2 separate regions of the Homo sapiens genome follow, and region 1 is linked to region 2. The links are chromatin loops, found by intact Hi-C in ENCODE. Cell type or tissue: heart right ventricle. All regions are shown on one strand. Each heading gives the region's core, and the rest is flanking DNA. Links, peaks and the distances in the headings are about the cores only.

What was found. Hi-C counts contacts between places; a loop is a spot of excess contacts. Peaks named below come from ENCODE experiments on the same cell type or tissue, not always from the same donor. Only the 100,000 strongest peaks of a DNase experiment are listed, where the experiment ranks them.
Region 1: it touches region 2 in a loop (4-fold over the local background); 1 of 110 quality-filtered maps calls a loop at or near these places.

What each region holds. Positions count from the first base shown.
Region 1 is chr3:178,843,626-178,853,036 of GRCh38, reverse strand. All of the region lies in intron 2 of KCNMB2-AS1 (KCNMB2 antisense RNA 1), which reads left to right. It overlaps KCNMB2 (potassium calcium-activated channel subfamily M regulatory beta subunit 2), which reads right to left. Exons shown (of 5, transcript NM_181361.3): 5 at 8,608-9,411. Among named protein-coding and RNA genes, the nearest start is that of KCNMB2-AS1, 12 kb to the left of the region's middle. In heart right ventricle, for the core only: no CTCF peak of the experiment used is centred there; no DNase peak of the experiment used is centred there; H3K27ac peaks cover 3,337 bases.
Region 2 is chr3:178,532,351-178,541,761 of GRCh38, reverse strand. KCNMB2 (potassium calcium-activated channel subfamily M regulatory beta subunit 2) reads right to left here and starts at 5,326. Exons shown (of 5, transcript NM_181361.3): 1 at 5,051-5,326. The region is part of intron 5 of KCNMB2-AS1 (KCNMB2 antisense RNA 1); the gene reads left to right. RefSeq lists an enhancer at 4,696-4,765. In heart right ventricle, for the core only: no CTCF peak of the experiment used is centred there; no DNase peak of the experiment used is centred there; H3K4me3 peaks cover 3,277 bases; H3K27ac peaks cover 2,578 bases.

The DNA of each region.
Region 1 (9,411 bases), core at 2,500-7,499, 310 kb before region 2:
TTGCATGCCTGTGTTGAGTGATTTAGGTATTCTCTAGGAAAGTTTCTTTGTAAGAGAAGGTATTGTATTTTTCTTTATGTTTTATATATATAATCTGTATTGTATTGTAGAAACCTGGCATATGCCATAACATGATGTGTAATGTTCTTTTCTGTAATTTATGCTTATTTACTGATAACTGGACATATATTTAACTCAATGATTGGACCTAGGCATAGATGATAATCCCATTTTTCAAGGGAGTGCTTTCCTTGCAGGTGAATTCTCAGAGGCTCAGCTAATACTGGTGCATTTTTCTCGGTCCATTTATTTCTACATCACCTGTCACCATGGTTGTCTCCCTTTTCATTATTTTTGACCATGTGCTAAGCATCCAACCTTACTCTATAGAATTAAGTTTTAGGCTGTAATAATTCACATTTATTCAGTGGACATCCTGAATGCCTACAGCAAATCTTTCCGAGGTTTTTCTTGTCCACCTTTTATGATCTGAGGAAAGCACTCTCCAAATAGTACCATAAGTCACGTCAGGAAAGGACCCTGACACAGAGCCACCTTGGAACTCAACCAGTTTTGGCCAAGATGTTAGAAAACCTACTTCCCTCTGTTATTTGCCCAGGAAATGACACTGACATTTGAAAAAATGTTACAGAAGAGGCCTTATTATGTGACAAACTGTGACATTAAAAAAATACATGATTTGTGGCATATTTTATTTATTTGGGGAAAAAATCCTGACAATGTCAAATACATATAAGTGAGTCAGGTCCTCGTTCCAACCCTGTGGCAGTCAATGCCAGAACTCAGCTGAACAGATTAAAGGAGCTGCTGGAACCCACAGAATGCAGAAAGGGGCCTGGCAATTCGCTTTCCCACCTCTTGAAGCTTATGTTAAGTGGTGGTGGGAAAAATGATCCCCGATTATGGTATGACACTCCCTGATGTGTTTTTCAGCTTGTTGCTGTTTTATTTAATTTCCAGTCAATTATACTGATGTCTGGATCATTAGTGATTTCCTTTTAGGCAGAAAAACATCACTATCCTGATCCTTTTCTTTGAACATCAGAGTTTTCTTATTCTATATTTTAATTATGATAGTAATCAATCATGACTTACTTATAAGAAGGGACAGTTTCTGAAACTTCTGTCCCCTACTTTCACCCTCTTCAATGTGTCTAGAACAGAGCAGCTGCAACTCATTTAGGCTGTGGATGTGGCCTGCCTGGTGAAAAACTTGAATAAGCCATTTCTTCCAGAAGGTGTGTGTATGTGTGTGTGTGTGTGTGTGTGTGTGTGTATGTGCAGACTTCTGAAACACTATGGCCCTTTTCCCACCACATCAGACTTTCTGAGTATTCAGATTATTTTTGTGAGAGCAGAAAGTGTTTCACCATATGAAGAAAATGTTGGTCATCTACAGTCATCTTTTCTTTTTAGGAGAATAAAAATGTTTCCGGTATAATAACATTAAGCCATATATCAGGTAATAGTCGTACTTTTTCCGATTTGCTAGCAATTGGAGAAAGTAAAGGATAAATAATATTTTCACTTTCTGAATTGATAGCTCATGTTTAGGTCCTTAATCTGAAGTTAAAATAAATGCTGGAAAATCCTCGCATAAAAGTGTGAATATACGTAGAGTGTGTGTTTAATCAGAGCCCCGTTTCTTGACTCTTTTCTGGGGAAAGAAACAGAGGAACTTGGGTTCCGTTTCTGGCACTTTTGCATGTAGCCCTGTTGCTAACAACCCTGGTTCTAATGTATATATTCATTCTCTACTGCTTATCTGCATCTCTCTCCGTACCTCTTGTTTTCTTTTTGGGTGACTCTGAATTTTCTAAACTCAGACACTTCCTTGCTCAGCCTCATGCCTCTATGTTAACAGGCAGTTTCTGGGATTTCAGACATGCTAGGTGAGATTCAACACTGGGACCAAATCCCTTCTTTCACCATTTGGGGGAGTGGATGGGAATCCTCCTCAGAGGTTGCTCCCTGAAAGGAACTGGGAGCAAGTGATAAAAACCCACATTAGTCTCTTGACACCTCATCCACATTCCTCTGATTTGGATGCTTTTAAATCTTCCCAGAACTGATCTTAGTTATGAGATTCCATTTGGCAGAGCTAAGGCTGGGGCCGGTCCTAGGAAAAACTATTAGGAGAGATGAAACTTGCCTTAAGAATCTTTTATTGTGAAACATGCTATGAACATCTTTCTACTTTATCTCCAGACTCTTAGTGTACATTCTTAAAAAATAATAATTATATATCCCCACCCAAATCTCACCTTGAATTGTAATAATCCCCACGTATCAAGGGTGGGGCCAAGTGGAGATAATTGAATCGTGGGGGTGGTTTCCCTCATACTGTTCTCGAGGTAGTGAATAAGTGTCACGAGGGCTGATGTTTTTGTAAATGGGAGTTCCCCTGCACAAGCTCGCTTGCCTGTCACTGCGTAAGATGTCCCTTTGCTCTTGCTTCATTTTCTGCCATGATTGTGAGGCCTCCCTAGCCATTTGGAACTGAGTCAATTAAATCTCTTTCCTTTATAAATTACTCAGCCTCGAGTATGCCCTTATTAGCAGCATGAAAACAGACGAATACAGTAGGATATATAATTATTATTATTTTTAAGAGTGTAAACTAAGAGTTTGGAGGCACTGCAACAGGGTGTTTGTGAAACATAGAAGATAGGCAGCTAGCCTGGGACACAGGAGGTTAGGAATCACCTCTTGGTGCAGGTGAGGTTTGAGCTAAACTTTAAAGGATGAGTATGAGTTAGCCAAGTGGAGAGAAGGGAGATCAGAGAAGGTTGAAACAGAGGAAACAGTAAGTGCAAAAGCCCAGAGGTGTGAGAAAATTTGGAACATTGGGGATGGCCTTTGACTGGAATGGCTGAGGTATAAAGTGACAGTGGGAAATAGACTTGAAGGGCCAGTTGCCTCCACAATCCAAGTCATCAGCAGCAGCAAAACGTTACTAGTTTTTCTTAGGAGTGTAAGTCTTCCTTAATAAAGGCTGCTCTGCAGTCCCTTGCTGAATGAGAAATCTCCTCCTTTTAGCTTGCTTTGATGCCTGCAAATGCAAGGGTTTGGGCTGGGTTTGACTTACTGCTTCCCATAAAACAAAAATGAAAATGGCAAGAATGACCACATGAAGATAGCTTTTAATTTTCCAGTGGCTGCTTTTCAGGGATCTTGGACTACAGTGATATCAGAGGTAGAGTAACTTGCTGGCTTTCCCTGGTCTTGCAAAGTGTCCCTTTGTTCCGGTTCCCCATGGGATTTTTGCAAATCAATTTTGGTGGTTAATGCCAGGAGTTTTTGAGGCTACTCAACTATTAAAAGACTTCCTTCTTAAGAGAGGAGACAGTTGTGTATTTTCATCGTTGGATAATTTGGACATGTGGCTTCTCAAACATACCAAGTGAAATCTTCTAAACAGTCTTGGATGTTTGCCAGGTGAACTTGAGGATTGTTAGTATTCAAAGGGTTATTTACTCAGCCAGATAGTGTGACATTTTCAAAGAAATTGAGAATTGGAAAAGGGAAAGCCTCTGTTAGTGTTAGCAGAAAACCAATCCGTAACAAGTGGCCCCGACTGACCAGCCTAGATCTGGCTCCTGGAATTTCTGTTGGCAGATACCTGAGCTATATTTACAGCATTCACTTTTTCTAGGAATGCTGAAACTTCACAGCTGATTATGACTTTCTGGAGATGGACCTAAATGTAGAATTGGCACCAAATTCTGCATCTGTCACAACTGATAGAAAGGAAGGGACCTATTTTACATCAGTCCCCAGTCTGAACTCCCTGTTTTCTTCTCAGTATTGCTAGATGTTAGCTACAGCAGCTGAATGCTTTTGGTTAGAGACAGACACTGTCAATTGTTCCAAAATGATACTTCTGCCGTGCTCCAGAAGGCACGGGGAGGGCCTATTTTATTTGCTCACCATGAGAAGGAACTAAGTGTCAGGGTTTGCAGCTGCCTGGTAGAAACTGCTAGAATTTTAATGCAGCAAGTAAAAGGGTTGAGATTTGATGATTGTCCAACTAGAGGAGGCTGATGGGTTTGGGCAGACCTTACATGAGGTTATCACATGGATGATGAGGTGTTGAAATAACCACAGTGTTGCAGATGGTAGGTGGGGTAAGTAATGCTTTCTGTTGATTTATCTGTGATAAGAAATATCACTGGATGGTCCAAGGAGGACTCACTTTCTTAAATGTTATGATGTCAGAAAAAAACTAAGAGGTAGGGAGAAGGAGAATTCATTCCTTCATCTTCTTCATGCTCCTTAAAGTTGATTTACTCCAAAATAAGCAGGTAACAGGGCAATTGAATCTGTGCTAGACCAAATAGGTACTACTCAACGCAAGGGACAACAGCCTTAAGAAAAATGCAGAGAAATTCCTTAGTATCTCATGAATAGTAATGGTTGCTTAAATTAGAGTTTTAAAATTCTGAATGATTCCTCACATATTATCACTCCCTTCCTTTCTCTTAAACTAGTTTTTGTTTCCTATAAACTCTTATTATATCAGTTGCCCCCTACTATCTTTTTCTAAGGGAACTTCTTGTCTTCTGCTAAAATAAAAATATTCCTGCATCTTTCACTTAGTGAAAATCGGAAATGCTTTTCCCTCCTTTTAAATTGTATGAGATTACTGAGTGACTCATGCATGTAAAAATTGCAAAGTAAATTTTGAGCACTGGTTCTTTCGCTCTTTTACGCTTTCAGTAATACTTGCTTTCCTTCCCATATATGTGGGACCTTCAACCAAAATCTGGGAGAAGATTTTGGGACAAGACTCTGGCGTGAGTTTTTTTTTTCACATTTCCAGTAGTGGACATCTGCTGTTCTTACTTGCCCAGCATCCCTTCTTCTGTTCTTTACATACACCAGTTGACCTTTGAGGAATTATCTGACTTCCACTTAGTGTGGCAGATAATCACATGCCCTGCCTCCATCATTACAGAAGCGGGCATGTAATGCCATGCTATAGGTCTGGCCCCAAAGAGTTTACTATCCTCTGAGCCATACTGGTGGGCCCAGTAGTGGACAGCAGATACAAAGAGATCTGGCTTTTGTGAGGACTGATATTAATACTGGGGTTTTCTCCTTCTGTAACTATAGAAATAGGGATTTTGTGAACATGTAGTTGCTGGAGATTATCTTTGCTGGTATGTGATTAAAAGTGCAATCAAAAGAAGGAAAAAATCTGAGTGAGAGAGAGAGAGAGAGAGAGAGAGGATTTTATGAAGATAAGTTGTGTCTGCTACCTAAAGAAATTTTTAGTATTGCTAATATGCTAGTTGGTGAAGTTGTGTGGAGGGTATAGAGGACTTTGAAGCTTTCTCTGTGGTCTCTTCATATACTATGCTGGTAACAAGTCATACTACAACTTGCAAGGGCTTGGAGATTAAATTTGTTTTAAGGTTAAAAAAGCAGTTCTGGAAACCCTAGTTAAGTGATTATATTGTTTGAGAGAATGACTTCTTTTTCCACCTCAATGAAACACTTATCACAAAGTCACAACGGGAATTCACAGACTGACATTTTCTTCCAATTCTTTGGTATTGCACTGCAGAATTCATAGTGCCTTAGCCAAGACAAACCCATGGCAGCTGTAGTAATATTTTGTTAGGAGCACAGCTATGCTCTTAAGTAATCTGAGTCTGGTTGTCATCAGATTGAGTTAGAACATAATGCAGAGTTTCAGCAATGTTACTTTTCAGAAGGCCGAATCATACTTAAGAGGTGGTACAGGATTAAAACCAACATAGACATCAGAAGGAGTTAGCTAGTTCATCAGTTTAACTCATACATGAATATTTGGGTTCTAATGGATATATTCTTAATCTTTTAAAACTGATGTCCTTTGTGCCACCTTCATAAATTTCCCTTTATGTCATAATTCTGTCTGAATGGGTTATTTTTCATGGTCTTATGTTTGAGACAAATGGAAATTGCTCTTCCCCATCCCCTCCTTCATTTCAATAAAATAACACTAATAAAATAAGTCAGTGCAGGAGTATTGATTTTATTGTATAGATTTGGTGGGTAGATATTACAGGGAGACAGACTTCAACTTGTTATGAGGAAAACATGTTAGCATTAAGTGGTGACCTGTCCTATCACTGGCAGGATTCAGGTAGTAACCATTCCTATTGCTAGATGATTCCTGCTTAAAATCTATAGAAGGAATTTGTTGATGTGCGTTTTGGGCAAAATGACATTTTAGAGCTATTCTAGCTCCAAGAGATTATATACTACTAGTGGGTATACTAATACGACTTGTACATTTATTATTAATTATAATAGCTACTGTTATTTACTATTATGTCTGTTATATGCTGTATACAATGCTTGATATTTACATACATAAGCCATTTAAGCCCCATACCAATACTTTGTAAATATTATCCCCACCCATGTGGATACCTAATTGTTGTTCTCTATTTTTAATTTCATGTGTGTTTGTTGACCCATCTAGTAGATTACAAAGGCATTCTTAAAATATAAGGCAGGGTTATATACTTTGTATTATTTCTTACAGTTACTTCAAATATGGAAAGGTGGAACAGATTCAACGTAGAAGTTATTTCTTCAGTCCTGCTGTGCATATCATGCTGACAAACTTTTCAGGGGAGTCCTGAAACTATTTCTTGAGTCTACTTTCCTACATGATCCATACATCGAAGTGGTTATTGTAGAACTGTGACTGTTCTTACTAAATTATTTTACAAGGGAGAGAGAAAAGAGCAGAAGTTAAGAAGAGAAGGAACAGTGTCTACCCTTTAATCATCCCTTCTTCCTTATACGGACAATGAGAACTACCTTACTTACTTAACCATTGTTCATTTCAGTGTTTTGGTGGGGGAGGGAGGAAATTTAACTATGCTTGTATTAGAACAAACCATTGCTTTAAAATTATTGTTTTAACTCACTTGAGTCAATTACTCATATTGTTTTGCTAGCCTGCTGGTCTCATTTTTAATGCCAGTGGAATGATTACAGTGTTAAGATGTTTCACCCACAGAAATGTGGTAAGAAATTTATGGCTTGACATTCTGAAAATAATATTTGCTTTATAAATGCCATGCATTCACAGCATGGCCAACATGGTCATTCACAGCAATGGGAAACGGTAGCCTGCTGGAACTCTACATGTCACGTGGTCTACATAAGAGGTATTTTATGATTGCCTACACTGTTATTACCAGTGTCAGCTAGTGTTTTGCCAGTAGCTTTCTACAGAATCATATATTTATTATAGCTATTTGCAAGCAATCATTGGTGCATTTACCATTCCTGGGTTTTAATACAATTGCAACTCAGAGAATCTGAAATCAATTAAGTTTTAGATGGGGTGTGCCAATTGGATAATGAAAGTGATTTGGAAGTGTAGACGTTTATACCATTTAGGGAAGTCATTCTTGATGAATCATATGGAGATCAGAGCTCTGCTTCTAGCAGATGGAAATATAGCTTTAGGGCTTAAAAATGAAAGACTTACTAGGAATATCAATAGAAAAGCTGTTTTTCAATCCATAGATTAATATATACAGATTCTGTTTGAGAATCAGACCTGTGCTCTGAAGGTTAGCAAATGGTATTCATTCCTCTTTCCACATACCTAGGATGGAATGTTCGTGTTAAAAGGGACCTTGATGATCAGCTGACTTCACCTCCTAATTTTACAGTCAAAGAAGTCAAAAGACTAATTGAGAACTTTAAAGTCATCTAGTCACCGTATCTCCAATGAAGTCTTTGACTTCCAGTTCAATGCTTTTTCTTCACTCCTGTAATCTTTTCCAAGCCTCAGAATCCCCCTGTGTTATCTAAAAGATGCCAAAGTCATGGAAATGGTCACCATAGCAGGAAAACTACAGACTGTTTTCTTAGCTCTTCACCATCTTAGTATGTGCATAGCCTTGGGGAAATTATTTAACATCTCTGAGCTTCAACATTCTCATCTGTAGGATGAGATAATAATAATACCTCGCCCAACAGAGTTGTTAAATAATGAAATTAGTTAACATGTGCAAAGCATTTAAAACATTATTAGTCCCAGATCTTTCTCTTTTAATAATGAGCATTAATTGTATATATATCTAAATTTCTTGAAGGGGCTGTTGCTATGTTGGGATTCTAGAAGGCAGCAGTTAATCTCTTTTTGGTGTCATTATTTAAAAATTTCTACATTGTTATCTTAAACATTATTTGGGAATTTTTAATGAAAATTCAGAATTAAGTAAAAATAAAGTAACCCATCTGATAATTTCACTCACATATATTTCACCCTTGGATCACTCGAAGGGAAGCCTAAGGAACATTAAAGACAGCACATTTTCAGCTCTATAGTCTCAAATATTTCTTTAGTATCTTCAGAATTATATGTTTTAAAGTAGAGTAGAAATAAAAGAGTTTTTCATCCTATTTTTCAAATGGTCACAGCATTATGTGTATGTGTTTGGGTGTTAAAAAAAGAAACTTTCTTTGTAATCACTCAAAATATTTTTAAAGGTATTGAAATACAAATTTTTGGACTACCATGGGCTTGTCAGCTCAGAATGCAAGAAGTATTCAAATCTTGCAATTTAATAGATTTTTTTTAAAAAAATTTAATTACACATTTGAAGTCCTGATTACATCCTAGGGATTTATTTGCTTATGAAAAGTCAAACTATGAATTACAATATTGCAGAATAATTTTCCATTTCATCAGATTAGTTTTACCATTCATTCCACAAATGATTTGTAAAATTTTGCATTACCTAAAAAACTTTGATACTACATTACAAAAAGGTACTTAAATATAGATGAGAAAGATAGATGTTTGTCTTCTTCTTTTGATATTGATATTAAATGAAAGATGGAATGTTTTTTATTTAAAATCAATCCCTCGTATTTTCCCCCAAACACAAAAGTAAATAGCAATGTGAACAAAGGCTTTCTTTAAGTCTGTTATTCAGTTCAAATATGTGTTAGAAAAAAGATCTATTCTGTGTATAAAATATAACAACAAAAAAGGGAATTATAAATAGAAAAATAAAACATGTAGAAGAGACTAATATTCTGTGCACATAGCTTTAAAATCCCAATAGGGAATGCTTGTCAGAAGGAGATACTACACATTCATTGACTTAAGCACAAATTCACAAAGAGCAATATTCCAACACATTAATTTGCCACAACACATTTACCCATTGAAACCAGTCCACCAATTTTTACCAACAAGTAGCATCTTAATTTTACCATCTAATGGTTAAATTGAAGTGAAATAAAGATTTCCACACAAATATCAGTAACACAGACTTTCCTGGATTGTAATGGAGCACCTACCAACATTCAGTCAGCTCACAGGTAATGACACTCCTTGTAAGTATCATCTCTTCACACAGTAGC
Region 2 (9,411 bases), core at 2,113-7,112:
TATCTAACAACATGAAGTAGAAAAGGTGAGATTCAAACCAAGTTTATCTTGTCTTAATGCTTGTGTTTGTCTCAGATGCTGCATCCTTTTCACATCACACTACCTCTTGACACTATAAAACATTCTAGAAATATTGGACATTATTATTTAAATCCAATTTGTACAATAAGATTATTCTATTATATTTTAATTAATTGAAAAAATGTATAAATGGTAGAGAGGTCACTGTTTAACAGACCATGAGATTGTACCATGCTGATTTTGAAAGTGTAAATGAATAGTACGATTATTGATTGTATTAACTGATTACTACTGCTGCACAGGCTACTGGGGCTTGTACACTTAGAAAGCCATACTGACCCCAATCATCCCTTCCAACTTGGTTTTACCATCCCTTTCCTCATTGCCAGGGGAGAGCAAAGAAAATATAGGACGTGTCAACATTTATAGTCATTTGTATAGGAGATCTGTGAAAATGTCCTTTTTGAAATAGAAGTCATCGTTTGGATAAGATCAAATTCAGACAAATTGAATTTTTATTTGCTTTGACATGGATTGGAATCAGTGATGTGATTTTTTTTCCCCCTCCTGTGCAGGCAGGGGAAAGAAAACCATCTTGATAAATTTCCTTAACTTTCTTGAAGGTGCTCTTTGGAAAAAGCAACAGAGTGTTATGACACAGAGCTCTGACTCTGAGGTTGAAAATCTTATACTTGGAATCTAATGCTACTAATGGATTTTGATGAAGGAAAACATTTAATTACCACATTGAATAATTTGTTCATTCGTTTGACAATTGCTCATTAAGTGCCTACTACATAAGAGACCCTATTCTACGTGCTATGAATACTTCAGAAAGTAAATAAAAATTCCTGCTTTCATAGAGTTTACAACTGAGGAGAAGGGAGATAGACAATAAAATCTTAGCATGTAATGTCCTGGGGATAATATGGTATGCTATGGAGAAAAAGAAAGCATTGTCTGGGAATAAGAAGTGTACAAAGGGGTGTGATTTGAAAGGTGTTTTCAGGGAAGTTTTCTGACATTCAGCAGAAACCTGAAAAAAAGTAAAGAACTGAGTCAAGTGACTATGCAGGGGAAGAATTCTTTAGGCAGCAGGCAGAGCAAGTCAAAGCCTCTGAGGTTTGAGAGTGCTTGGTGGATTTGAGCACTAGCCCAGGAGGCCAGCGTGGTGGCAGTGGAATGGAAAAGAATGGTAGCAGAAGGGTACAGGGAGGAACCAGATTATTCCAGGGCACATGGGCCACTGTAAGGCCTTGGCTTCTGTCTGCAGTCATACAGAAAGACATTGGAGGCTTTTGAGCAGAAGGTAGGACTTAACGTCAATATTGAAATGACCACCAGTGTTGGGTAGAGAATAGAACGTGTGGGTGGGAGAAGGGAGGCAGAAGTAAGAGACCAACTGTGAAAAATGTGTAATAATGTGAGAGTTGGTAGTGACTTGCCCAGAGTGGTAGCAGTGGAAATGACAAGAAATAATTAAAGCTAGGCACAGTTTGAAGGTAGAGGCCTTAGGATTTCCTGTGATGTGCAAAAGAAAGAGAGGATCACAGAGGACTCCAAGGTTTTTCTTCTGAGCAAGTGCAACAGTGAAGTTCCCATTTACACAGATGGAGAAAAATATAGAAGGAGGACATTTTGTGGAATTCCGAACTTTGATTTTGAACATATCCTGTGTGAGATGCCTGTAGACATTTAAGTGGAAATGTTATGTAGGTAGTTGGATATGTAAGTATGGAGGTTAGAGGAAAAGTCAAGGTTAGGGATTAGAATTTGAGAGCTCTGTATACGGGAAGTTTCTGAGGGCTTGACACTTGATTGAACTCATTTAGGGCTTAAGTATAGATAAAGAAGAAATTTATAGTTGATCCATGGAACACTCCAATATTTAAAGGTTTAGGAAATAATAAGGAACCAGCAGGAGATTGAAAAAGTCTCTGTTTATAAAATAAGGAGAAATCACACACACACGCACACATGCACACTCAACACACACACACGCACACACACACTCTCTCTCTCTCTTTCCCCTTTTTTCAGAAACCTGAGTTAAGAGGTAGGAGTCAGTCCCTGAAAAAGGATAATGCTGTTTTTCTTGAAGTACCAAGAAACCTAAGGATGAAGAGGATTTGACAATGGAATGGCATCTTTAATCAGTTGTGCTTAGACAAGCAAATGACTTTGGAATTTGAGGTGAAGACATACTACATGATATGCAGCAGGATCACAGACAAAGATGGCAACAGGGGCTGGAGATAAACTTTTATGATATGTCTTATTCTTACTATTGATATAATAGATGCTCTTTGAAAAAAAATGCAACCGTGCAAATGTATGAAGAGAATAAAATGCACCAATTCCGCCTCACTGAGATAACTGCTGTTAAAATTTTGATGCATTTTTTTCTAGTTTTTTTCATACACACATATGCATTAACAAAATTATATACACATTCTTGCAGTCTGCTTTTTTATTTGATATCATAGCAGAAATATTTTTGGAAGCTTTATTTTTAATTATATTTTGATGAGAGGGAGAGATGATCAAAGGGAAGATTGTGTTAGTTTGAGAAATATCTGGTCCAATATCTTCCAATAAAGTAGGATGATGACTGTCTGTGTATATAAGAGAGACAGAGAACAAGGACAACTCTGGATTCTAAGTGTCTTGGTGACTGATACGATGGCTGTGTTACCCATGGGGACTGAGGAAACAAGACTGACTAAAGCTGTGCTTATTTTTTATATCAAGGGGGACTGCAGACTTGCTTTTTGCATAGCTGGAGAATTGTTTGTTTTTTATTACTAGATGTAGAAGAAGCTGAAAGAAAAAGATATCTCAAAATGTTTTGGCTGGTATCTACCAATGTAAACAGGCAATAAAATTAATTTGTGATATAAAGTAGATTGTTTTGACTAAATTACTTGGTTTGGCTTTCCTCACAGCTTATAAAGAAAAAAAAACAAGCACCATATCTCCTCTATATTTTTCAGGTTGTGGGCATACAGTTCAGACACATATATCATCAAGAATACGGAAACTTTTTCCTCATCAATCTGTGAAAATTGTGAAAATTCATTTTAGTTTATCAGTAAAGTGTTATGAGCATAACCATAGCAAAATAATTTCTCCTGTTGACAACTTTCAAGGCACGAATTGCCTCTAAAGTAAATACTTGATGCAATTAGATTCAGAAGATATCGGTAAGACCAGAGGCAGTGAAAGTCCTTTTACCCTTAATGAAATTAATGAAAATAATAGAAATAATATCGATTTGTAAACCTCTAACAACAGTAAGTAAAATGTATGTGTGTATTTTTGTTTGTGTATTTTGAGCTCTCTCTTTCTATACATGCATTCTTGACTGGTCAGTTGGCTGGAGAAGGGACTTCACAAGGTCAAGGGCACACATTTCACTGGTAACATAGAAGCAGAAAACGATGTCATAGCTATCAAATGCACCAAGAATTCCATACAGTCATTTCGTGGACATGTGGTCTGGTCACGTAAAGACCAGCCAAGAGAGTTCGGCTGGTTCAGTAAAATCCACCACACTGTTAGGAAAAACAAACAGGAAACTGTAACATAGATGCCATCTACTATGGGGCAATGATTTCAACTTTGTATGTGGATTACAGTATATATATAGAAGCTCACAAATACACAAACTCAACTGCATCAGAGAAGAGCAAAAGCCCTATTTATCCTTAATTGCAGTATTTAGCTGAAAACAAACATACTCTAATCATCTTCCAATTTTATTTCTAGTTAATTCTGCATTAGTATGGAAGTTTTAGATGCATTTGAAGAATATTGCATTCTTTTATAAATTTATAATTATTTCACATATCTGCCATTCGTTATAACCAATCTATGCCTCAGAATACAGAGTTTTTCAGAATATAAAGCAACATCTTTACAGCTCGGAGTTTGTGAAGTCCACTGGGGAAACAACACAACAGCACTGAGAAATTCACTTACTATGTTTCTGCCACTTCACATTGAGGGTCATATGCAATGACAAAGACTGAAATTTGCACCATAGATCAAGTTGAGAAAACACTGGTTTCTGATCATTGTACTTTTGCCTTAGAAATCTCAGCCTGTGATTTCCTGACATTTCCTTTTCTGATTGTGCTATACCGATCCCATATAAAGTACAAAGCAGTATAATAAGTTCCTCTGCAAATCTATTCATTATCGACTGGACTTTGGAACCCAACTGCCCCTCCCATCTTTGAAGGAGAATTGTGTTTTTATGCTGTTCATTTAAAAAACAAAACAAAACAGAAAGGTAAAATGTCAAGTCCATAACCTCTAACTAATCACCATTTCCATCTGCAGCCCCAGCAGTTGTTGAAAAGCAAGAGCAGGAACCGAGAGAAAGCCCCTTCTTTTAGTCGAAAACTCTTACTCTGCTTAGGAAAACCATGAACCCAAACAGTGTGGGTCAGCCTTTCAATATGCAAAACGGACGAAGGTACCCAATTTTCTTTTATAATGGATTACATAGGAAATAGTTCTTTGTCAGGGAAATTTGTCGTAATCTTCCAATTTCCCCTTTGAAAAATCAGACTCTGACCATCAAAACACATTGACTGTAGAAATAAAATAACAGGTTTCAAATCTTAAGGACAGCTTCCTCTTTATTTTTCTTGGACCTTTATGCCTTCCACCCACCAAAGTCTTCACTCGACCCTACCAGTACAGTAGCCCAGCCGGCACCACAGGTAAGAGGCAAAGTGTTTCCTTCGTGACCTCTAAGCATTCTACTCCACAGGAAAAGCAACGTGGAATGCACACTCAGCAAGCTGTAAGCCTGGAGCCAGTTTGTCCTGGAGGCATTTCTGCCATAAAACATAATACTGTCCACTGTGTTTTGCTCTAAGCAGAGCGTCTCCCACTCCCCTCTCCCTCCTCTTGCTGCTTCTCACTCCGCACCTGGCTGCAATTCACGATCCTCACGCCACAGAACAAACAAAAAGCATGAAACAGCAACAGATTCCTTTGTTTTACATGCAAATCCTACCTCCGGTAGTTGTCACATCTTCCTCAAAAGCCACGCTTAATTTTTAATGACAGCGATCCGGTGCAGTCCTCCAAATAGCCACCGGTAATCATCATTACCTCTTGTGCCTAAAGCCTTTGTGGACCATTAATGTCACAACCCTTTCTAACTCATAGCTTTAATACTCCCTGCTCAAAATGTCTGAAAGAGTTTGGAAGGACAATAGGAGTGACAGGCACGCTAGACAGCCATGCTTGAAATTAGTTATCTGGAGCTCCGTTAAAGCTGCTTCATACTGTTTTAAAGCGTGCAGGAGGTAGGATTTATTAGCCTATGATAGGCATGCTGTTTCTGTTTTTATTAAATACTGTAATAGGCTGTCTGTTAGCAATGCTGTGATAGGTCCAACATCACTTCCCCACTGCTTTCGAATTCTCATATTAAAAAGGGAGAGAGGGCTCACAGTCTTCCTTCCCAGACCGACATCGCCCTGCACTGGATCAGATTTCCAAATCCTCCTTAACTATAGGAGAGAGAGCCAAATAGATATTTTCTATATGGAAAGCGAACTTGGTAGTAAACACTCTAGGATTCTCCAAACAATTTTCTCACTCCCAGTAAGGGATTCCTGCTCTTCCCAGTTACAAAAATAAGTGTTCTCTGGAGTTAGGTATGAAAATCAATCCAAATAGGAAAAGTTCTCATTATTACTGAGATATGACTTAAGGTACACATGTACACAAAATCTCAAATTATAGATCAACTAGACTGAATGGATCATTCAGTGCATAAAGTGTTTATTTTATGCTGACTTACAAAGCTTTGTGTTTCAGGCTGAAGCAATCACATGCCATGCACAACTGTCAAACGGCAAGAATGAATGATGGATGGAAAGAATGGGAATGTGTACGTTATCTTGCTCCACTTTGGACAGTCATGATCATGGAAGATAGAAGAGGGATTTCTTAACATTGGTCAGAGAAGAGGGTATCAGTTAGCTGGAAGTGCTACTCTGAAAAGTTAAGTACCTTTGCAAGTAAGGAAGCGGAGAAAGTTCTTAATAGAACTACACAATTTATTCATTCTCTTCCGCATTTCCTTTCTTCCTGCTACTCCAGGAGCAATAGTATTGTAGTAGTTACTACGGAAACTAGATGGTGTGCTCCAGGGAAGGGCTTAAAGAGAGCAGCAGATGTAATATGGATGGACATGTATTATACTGGCCTATAGAACTAAAAATGAGTAGCAATTAACAAACAAAAACTGCTACAAACTACTACAACAAAATATTAGAGAGAATGATTATAAATCACCACTACTTAATTATTGGTAGTTTTGTAATCTAGAAATGCTCTAATGATCGGGTCATAGCATCCATTATTTTATTATATGTAATAACTGAATATCTGAATTGCTCAGATGTCTGATAAAGCAAAGACGCTGTTTCCTCTGCTCCTTTGTCCCTCCCTCCCTCCCTCCCTCTCTGTCTTCCTTCCTTCCTTCTTTCCTCCCTCCCTCTCTCCCTCCCTCCTTCCCTCTCTCCCTCTCTCTCTTTCTTTTCTTTTCCTCTCTCTCTCTCTCACTCTCTCTCTCTCTCACTCTCTCTCTCTCTTTCGAGACAGGGGTCCACTATGTTACCCAGGGTGTTCTCAAACCTTTCTTTTTCTAAACTCCTAGTTGTCAGTTTGAATATGCCCTAATGGTGTGTGAGTTTTAGTTGTTACTTGACTGGTTACAGTTTCTTCTCAGGAATAAAACGTGATTTAGAGGAAAACTGTCCTAGTATCACAAACCATAATTTTGTTCTCTTTGAGTATCCTTATAGTGGTTTTCCTGGGACAACCAAAGTCAGAAAATACTTATTGCAACTCAAATTAAAAAAAAAAAAAAATCTTTGCCCATTAAATTGGTAGGAAAAAGAGAAAAAGACTTTTTCAAATTTTCAGTTTTCCAAGTAGTAAAAGAAAAAAAATTCTTTTATGTTAAGAGTCCAAGACATTTCACTAGCCTCATGGTCATCCAAGAGGAACTATTTCTCACCAGCGTAATTAAATTTTCACAGTTGTGAGGAGTCCAGCGAATACAAAATTATTTTCTTTAGTACCTCAACTTCACAGTTTGTAATTGGAGTAACTGATACCACTGAAGTGTGAGTATAAAAACTCCGAAAAGAAATTGTTGAAAAACAATGCTTAAAGATTTTATGAAAATCCTGTCTTTTATAGGCAAGCAAATAATCCAAACATTTGTAATAGAAGAATTATTTCAGGGGAAAAGTATTTGTGATATTCTCTTTTAATAATAATGGGGCTGAGCACGGTGGCTCACGCCTGTAATCTCAGCACTTTGGGAGGCCGAGGCAGGCGGATCACCTGAGGTCGGGAGTTCGAGATCAGCCTGACCAACATGGAGAAACCCCGTCTCTACCAAAAATACAAAAAGTTAGTCGGGCATGGTGGTGTATGCATGTAATTCCAGCTACTCGGGAGGCTGAGGCAGGAGAATCACTTGAACTCGGGAGGTGGAGGTTGCAGTGAGCCGAGATCGTGCCATTGCACTCCAGCCTGGGCAACAAGAGCGAAACTCTGTCTCAAAAAAACAAAACAAAACAAAACAAAAAAAAAAAAAAAGGAAAAGTAATATTACAAATTATATCTCACAGTTATTTTTTCAAATGTAAGGAAGTGTTTAAATTATAACCTAAACACCACCACTATATGATTTAGAGAGAGAAAAGAAGAGAAAAGAAGAGAAGAGAAGAGAAGAAGAGAAGAGAATAGGAGAGGAGAAGAGAAGGGAGAAGAGGGGAGGGGAAGAAAGCAGAGAGGAGGGATCAGAAAAAATACCCCAGTCGTATACTTCCCTCCAATTTTTATCTGTGGCTAATTCAGAAAACAGTGGCTAAAAATACAAGAGATAAATGAATAAGATTTTGATAATGGGATAAAGCGAGAAGGTGGGCCTGGGGCAGGGATTGTTAGTGACGCTTTCTGGAGGCTCTGTTCCTGGAGGAGCAAAGAAAGCCCCTAACTCAGACCCATCTGAGAATAAAGGAGGTTTCTGGAAGGAGCAGTGTTCAGATGGGAATGGGGATGGAGCATAAGATGGTTTGTTGTGGTAGTGAAAGAGGAGCAGGAAATGAGGAAGGGACGCTGAAGGAGGAGAAAGAAGAGAAAAAGGAGAAAAGAGATTTATGAGGAAGGAAGGAAAGAATTTCTTGAGATAGCATGGTATTGGAAGAGGGCACAGGCTTTGAAATAAGGCAGCCTGACTTGGAAACAGTTCTGCTAGCCTGTTTCCAGTTCACTGTGTTCAAATGAAATGATAGCAATGGCTGTTCTAAGACTGCAGTGATGTGAATGAAAGGACATAATGTATGAGTGAAGCTCTTTACAAAGAGATGTACTGAAATAAATGTTAGTTATCACAGAGCAGGAAGAAAGAGGGAGATGCATGATTGAAGATGAGGAGAGGGCCACAATAGGAAAGAGAGGAGAAAAGGGATAGGAAGAAAAGGAAGCATGAAAAGAACCTCTCTAGGGGAGGTAGAAGAGAGAAAAATTTCTCCTGTTGAATCATATAAGATACAATCTCTTTCTTGCATTTGTTTTGTTTTCTGGATCACATTTCAATAGCTGTTCCTTTAGTTTTACCTCTATCATGAAGTTTCAGATAATAAAGTGTCTTTGAAGCTCATACCTTCTTCAACAAGAGAGAAACCTATGCTGAATTTGTTGAAAGCTTGTTCTACCATTTTGAAAACAGCTGATCGGAGGAGTGAATTTAGTAACTCTTAGCATTACTTTTCTGGATGGTTCCCCAGAGAGTGAAGTTTGGGCCGGCAGAAGGCAGGGACTGAAGTGATATTTCAGAGCTATATTACCAAACACATTCAGCAAGAATATTTTGTGCATCTGTAACTTGATAACATTTCAACAGCATCTGCTCCCTGAATGTACATCAGAGAACTTGTTCTGGAAAGAATTTGTGTGTGTTAACAAATATTAGGTTAAGAACTGGAGACTGGGGGAGAGTGGTGTGATCACACATACACAGAATTTGCAGTTTACGTGCACAGCCCGCCAGTGAAATGGTTTAATGAATGGAACAATGAATGCATAATTTCATTATGAGTCATCACTATTAAAATGAAAATTTGATAGATACATAACCAGAAAATGTAGCTATCTGTTACAGACACAAGTGCTAATTATATTTTGGAGTATATAATTTATGCTCTGAATAATACAGCAAGTAACTGCTTTTGCCCTATTATGACTATTTTTCCAGGAACAACAGGAAAGTTAGTTTAGACACTGCTTCCTTACTATTATATTTCTGTGAATGTTGAAGCTGACTCACTTTGAAGTGATCTACAGTTC